Regions from separate parts of the Homo sapiens genome. Here region 1 is linked to region 2. The links are chromatin contacts, found by Hi-C or POLR2A ChIA-PET in ENCODE. All regions are on one chromosome and are shown on one strand. The core of a region is the stretch at or near the end of the contact, and the rest is flanking DNA. Distances in the headings are between cores, read along the strand shown. Region 1 overlaps PNMA8A (PNMA family member 8A). Region 2 has its middle 7.9 kb from the start of HIF3A.

The links. A loop is a pair of places that touch in the nucleus more often than their neighbours do. ChIA-PET counts read pairs that join two places held with the same protein, here RNA polymerase II (POLR2A). Pooled maps may share reads with other maps.
Region 1: POLR2A ChIA-PET joins it to region 2 with 11 read pairs in BJ. The contact joins two enhancer-like sites. A Hi-C loop is called at or near these places in 2 of 50 pooled maps. POLR2A ChIA-PET finds 5 or more read pairs at or near these places in 2 of 52 experiments (BJ and endothelial cell of umbilical vein).

The regions. Positions count from the first base shown.
Region 1 is chr19:46,465,320-46,468,163 of GRCh38, forward strand. It overlaps PNMA8A (PNMA family member 8A), which reads right to left. Exons shown (of 3, transcript NM_018215.4): 3 at 1,184-2,844. Among named protein-coding and RNA genes, the nearest start is that of PNMA8A, 4.8 kb to the right of the region's middle. Within about 2 kb of position 1,357, at least 9 of the 41 ENCODE cell types and tissues checked have a DNase peak (open chromatin) inside an H3K27ac peak, as active enhancers do.
Region 2 is chr19:46,287,623-46,290,565 of GRCh38, forward strand. No RefSeq gene overlaps it. Among named protein-coding and RNA genes, the nearest start is that of HIF3A, 7.9 kb to the right of the region's middle. Within about 2 kb of position 1,534, at least 13 of the 41 ENCODE cell types and tissues checked have a DNase peak (open chromatin) inside an H3K27ac peak, as active enhancers do.

The sequences.
Region 1 (2,844 bases), core at 107-2,606, 180 kb after region 2:
GTCCTCAAATCCCAGCTTCCCTTTTGGTCTCTTTCGCATCTTTCCTCATAATCTCCATTCACTTTCACAAAACCTCAACCTGGACCCCTAAGGACACTTCCGTTTCCCCAAGTCTGAATTATTCCACCTGAAGCTCTCCAACCTGTATTATTAATAGAATTCTTGGCTGGGCGTGGTGGCTCACGCCTGTCATCCCAGCACTTTGGGAGGCTGAGGTGGGCGGATCACGAGGTCAAGAGATCAGAGATCGAGGCCATCCTGGCCAACATGGTGAAACTCCATCTCTACTAAAAAAAATACAAAAATATTAGCTGGGCGTGGTGGCGCACCCCTGTAGTCCCAGCTACTTGGGAGGCTGAGGCAGGAGAATCGCTTGAACCCGGGAGGCAGAGGTTGCAGTGAGCTGAGATCATGATACTGCACTCCAGCCTAGGAGACAGAGCGAGACTCCGTCTCAAAAAAAAAAAAAAAAAATTCTCAGGAGAAACTGTTTAAGACGCAGATAACTATGTACAACCCCGAAGAGATCCTGAATCAGCAGGTAGAGCCACGAAATGGTACCTTGAACAGATTCCAAGTGACTGATGTAGTGGCCACCCTGGTTCAGGAGTTCCTGGGGAGGGGCAGGGGAGGGCCAGAAGAAAACTATATTTTTAGCTAAAAGACCTCAGCTTCTGGCTTGGCATGGTGGCTTACACCTGTAATCCCAACGCTTTGGGAGGCCGAGGTGGGCAGATCACTTGAGCCCAGGAGGTAGAGGCTGCAGTGGGCTGAGACTGTGCCACTGCACTCCCACCTGGGTGACAGAGCGAAACTCCATCTCAAAAAAAAAAAAAAAAAAAGACCTTGGCTTCTGTGTGAGGGAATAGGAAGGGAGGGAAAGGTTTTCATTTTCCAGCTGTTTATAAAAAAATAAACTGGTACTTTGAGGTAATTTGCGTCACCAGATACCTATTCTAGAAACCCCAAGATCTGTGGGACATCCTTCCACATCAGTGGAAAGCCATTCGCAAAGAGGACAAACGGCTTCTTCTCTCATGGATCATTAACAATTCTCAAAGCTTGAACCCGTATCTGATAACCAGTCACATCTGGCTGGGGGCACTGTTTGAGGAAAGGGGAACCCTTTCCTCAAATTTAATAGTCCATGCAATCCTCACCTACAAGAGACTTAACAGGACACTTAATTTGCTAAACTTTATTTTATACATACACGTTTACATTTACTAGTCATGGTGTCAACTTGTTAACACAACGAAGCCCTAATGGACCCGTTTTGAAATTAGAAGCTGGACAGTTACAGGCTTTGGTCTCTTCAAGAATCCAATTCACCCCTGGGTTTCGCTTGGCACACACCCCAGGAGAACGTCGATGCACACAGCTGTGTAGCTGCAAACGGAAACCACTCTCTTTTCTCTCGTATTTTTCAGTCAGACTCACTCAGGATTTTGAAATGAATCATCACGAGAAATTTGTTTTAAAGTTGAATCACTGAGAACATCTAACAACTGTTCACATTCTTTATCACAAAAACTGAAGTCGGAAAAGACGCCCTGAAAACTTGCAAGGGCTAATACTCTATGATAGAATATTACTACTGTTCACCATGTTAATACATTTACTTACTACCATACACCTGAACAGTCACGGCAGAACAAGAGCATGTGAATGACGAAAGGAAACTTGCTTTCAGGGTGTCAGATTATAGAACATGCACAGGAATTTCTTCCACTTCTAACCTCGCTCATCAGTCACATTTACAAGAAACTCAATTTTAAGCAAAGAGATGCCTGAAATAACTAAGACGTGTACAAAAACAAGTTAACCTATGAACACAAGGTAATATTCTGATAGTCTTCGATGTGACTTCCAACATATCTGAGTAGTCACTTTTCAGTTTTTTAAACACGTGAGAAAAATAGATTTGGATTACATCTTTGTGGACGGCTACGATACAGTTTGGAAACCATTATCTCAGGGACCCTGCTCTCTCCTCTACACATGCGCACGCAAACACACACACACACACACACAATGACACATGGTGGTCTGGTCTAATATAGTGTGTCTGAATTCAGAGGGCAGACATTAACAGCCAAGTTTTGTTTTTTTGAGAGAGAGTCTCACTCTGCTGCCCAGGCTGGAGTGCCGTGGCACAATCTCGGCTCATTGCAACCTCTGCCTCCTGGATTCAAGCAATTCATCTGCCTCAGCCTCCTGAGTAGCTGGGATTACAGGCGCGCGCCACCACGCCCAGCTAATTTTTGTAGAGATGGGGTTTCACCATGTTGGTCAAGCTGGTCTTAAACGCCTGACCTCGTGATCGACCTGCCTCAGCCTCCCAAAGTGCTGGGATTACAGGCGTGAGCCACCGTGCCCGGCCAACAGCCAAGTTTTAAAAGATTTTTTTCCCCTCTTACTATAATGTGAGTAGTGACCTTCTGCTGCAAAGATGGTGACAGTTTGGTGCAAAGATGGTGACAGTTGGGTAGATGGATGGAATTAGAGCTGGGGACCTAGGAATGCCTGCGTCCTTCCCTATAATCACCCCCCTTCCCCACAGGATTCCTGAGAGGGCTCATCCCAAATGGGAATCAAAGTGCCATTTTTACTAACAGACTCTAAAACTCAAAGACTTTGAGGTCTAGGCAGACATTCTTTTTCCCTAAAACTAACTCTTGGGACCTCCTGGCTAGATAACTGGAGGATGGAAGCTGGAGACTGAAGGAGCAATAAAACCAGGTTTGCAGCGAAGGTCCTGGCTTAACTTACCCCGCTGGTTACACGAGAGGAAGGCGGGAGGAAGAATATGGCAGGGCCACCCAGCTCTTCCAAATGCCAGGG
Region 2 (2,943 bases), core at 284-2,783:
TCAGGTTCAATTATTTTGGTGAAAATACTTCCTAGGTCTGCATCCTTCCACCAGCAGACACATCAGGTCTCGTCTTTATTGTGTGAGACTCACATCCTATTGGCCACAGGAAGTCACATGACCAAGCCTGACATCAGTGAGTCAGGGAATGTATTTGACATACTCAAGAGGACCTGTAAAGTCACATGGTACAGTCATGGATGTATAATTCTATAACAAGGAGGAAGTGGAGATTTGGAAACAATAATTCAAGCTACCATGAGGGCGTTTTTGTTTTGTTTTGTTTTGTTTTTTAATCAAATGAACTTTTCAGAAATGACTCGGTCAGATGCGGTGGCTCACGCCTGTGATCCCAGCACTTTGGTGAGGCCGAGGCAGGCGGATCGCCTGAGGTTGGGAGTTCGAGACCAGCCTGACCAACATGGAGAAACCCCATCTCTACTAAAAATACAAAATTAGCGGGGCATGGTGGGGCATGCCTGTAATCCCAGCTACTCGGGAGGTTGAGGCAGGAGAATCGCTTGAACCCAGGAGGCAGAGGTTGCAGTAAGCCGAGATCACAGCACTGCACTCCAGCCTGGGTAACAAGAGCGAAACTCTGTCTCCAAAAAAAGAAAAAGAAATGACTTACGCCTGTAATCCTAGCACTCTGGGAGCTGAGATGGGAGGATCGCTTGAGACCAGGAGGTCCAGACCAGCCTGGGCAACATGGCAAGACCCTGTCTCTACAAATAATTTTAAAAATTAGCTGGGTGTGGTGGTCTGCGCCTGTGGTCCCAGCTACTCAGGAAGCTGAGGCAGGAGGATCACTTGAGCCCTGGTCAAGGCTGCAGTGAGCTGTGTTCATGCTACAGTACTCCAGCCTGGGCGACAGAGCAAGATCCTCTCTCAAAAGAAGGAAATAAGCCAGATGCAGTGGCTCACACCTGTAATCCCAGCACTTTGGGAGGCCAAGGCAGGCAGATCACCTGAGGTCAGGAGTTCGAGACCAGCCTGGCTAACATGGTGAAACCCCGTCTCTACTAAAAATACAAAAATTAGCCGGACATAGTGGCGCACACCTGTAATCCCGGCTACTCGGGAGGCTGAGGCACGAGAATTACTTGAATATGGGAGGCAGAGGTTGTAGTGAGCTGAGATTGCCATTGCACTCCAGACTGGGCAACAGAGTGAGACTCCATCTCAAAAAAAAAAAAAAAAAAGAAATGAAGGAAGGAGGAAGGAAGGAAGGGAAGGGGAAGGGAAGGAAGAGAGACAGAGAGAGAAGGAGAGGAAGGGAGGGAGGGAGGGAGGGAGGGACGGACAGACGGACGGACGGAACTAACTCTATGAGTCACAGAGAGGTTAAGTAATTTGTTCAAGGTTCTGCAGCTGGTAAATGATGGGATTAGAATGCAGGCAGCCTGGCTCCAGAGTCCACTATAGGAAAACATTGGAGCCCACTTAATGGGGCTGCTGTGACATTCCAATGTGAACAGGAATGCCAAGGGCTCAGGACAGCGCTTGGCACAGGATCTGTGCATCATGCTTGGAACTGGTGCTGTTTATTTCCATCACCTGATTCTGGGTTGGCCTTGGCTTGGGTTTGGAGGGATTTTCTGCCCCTGGCAGTGTTCCAGGGGTGGCAGCTGGACTTTTTAAATCCAAGGACCTTGTTAGGAGTCAGAGTTGGGCAAGGGGAGACTGGAGATAAAATCCGATCACAAGAGGTAGCTATGAATAGGTCAGGAGCAATTCTCCCCAGCCTTGAGCAGTAGGGAGGATGAGTCAACAGAAGTGAACTCACCCTTCCTACTTGTTATAGAATTATACATCCATGACTGTACCATGTGACTTTACATGTCTTCTTGAGTATGTCAAATACATTCCCTGACCCACTGAGGTCAGGGTTGGTCATGTGACTTCCTGTGGCCAATAGGATGTGAGTCATACCCAATAAAGATAACCAGACCTGATGGTAAGTAGAATATCCATGAAGATGTGCAGGAGACCATGGCCAGCAACACTGGCTTATCAGAACTGGGTTCATGCACAGGTCTGAGTTTTTGTTGCTGAACCCTCTTTCCCTGTCAATAAGACAAGCATTTATTCCCCAGTATCCCAAGGCCTATGACTCCACCTCCAGGCTGCCACTCATAGGTGGAGCTCACCTGGCACCTGCGGCTGGAACATCTACTTATCACCTTTCCATGTGGCTCCTTGGGCTTCCTCACATCATGGCAGCTAGGTCCCAGGGGCTATGGGACCTAGCTAGATATTGTGCTTCATAGCTAGATACGGTGCTATGAAGAGTGTGGCAGTTGACATTTCCTGGAAATGGTCACAGTAATATTTTGAGTCTCACATGCTCTCCCTTGTGGTAGCTTGCCCCTCCCATCAAAAGGCAGAGTATTTTCCTTTTCTTGAAGCTGGGCAGAACTTTGTGATTGCCTTGACAGAGGGGAAAAAAAGGGTTGGGGGGGTGCAGAAGTGACACTATATGCCTGTGTGACTTCCAAGGCTAAGTCATAAAAGCAGACACGGCTTTTTCTTGTCCTTTCCCTTCCCTTCCCTTCTCTCTCTCAGCCTCCCTCTCCCTACCCCTTCCCCACCACTGGCCTCTGGGACCTAGCTGCCATGATATGAGGAAGCCCAAGCAGCCACAGGGAAAGGTCACAAGTAGAAGTTCCAGCCACAGGGCCCAGGTGAGGTCCCAGCTGATAGGCAGCATCAACTGCCAGACAGGTGAGTGAGAAAGCTTCAGATCATTCCAGTCCACAGCCTTTTAAGCCACCCCAAGGGGTGTCAAGTGCAGCAAAGATGAGCCATACCTGCTGAGCCCTGCCCAGATTGCAGATCTGTAAGCAAAGCAAATCTTTTCACTGGGGTGGTTTGTAAACTAGGGAAGTTCCAGCTCTTTCCTAGTTGAAGACTTTTCCCTTCTTTAAAACCTAACTCAGGCCG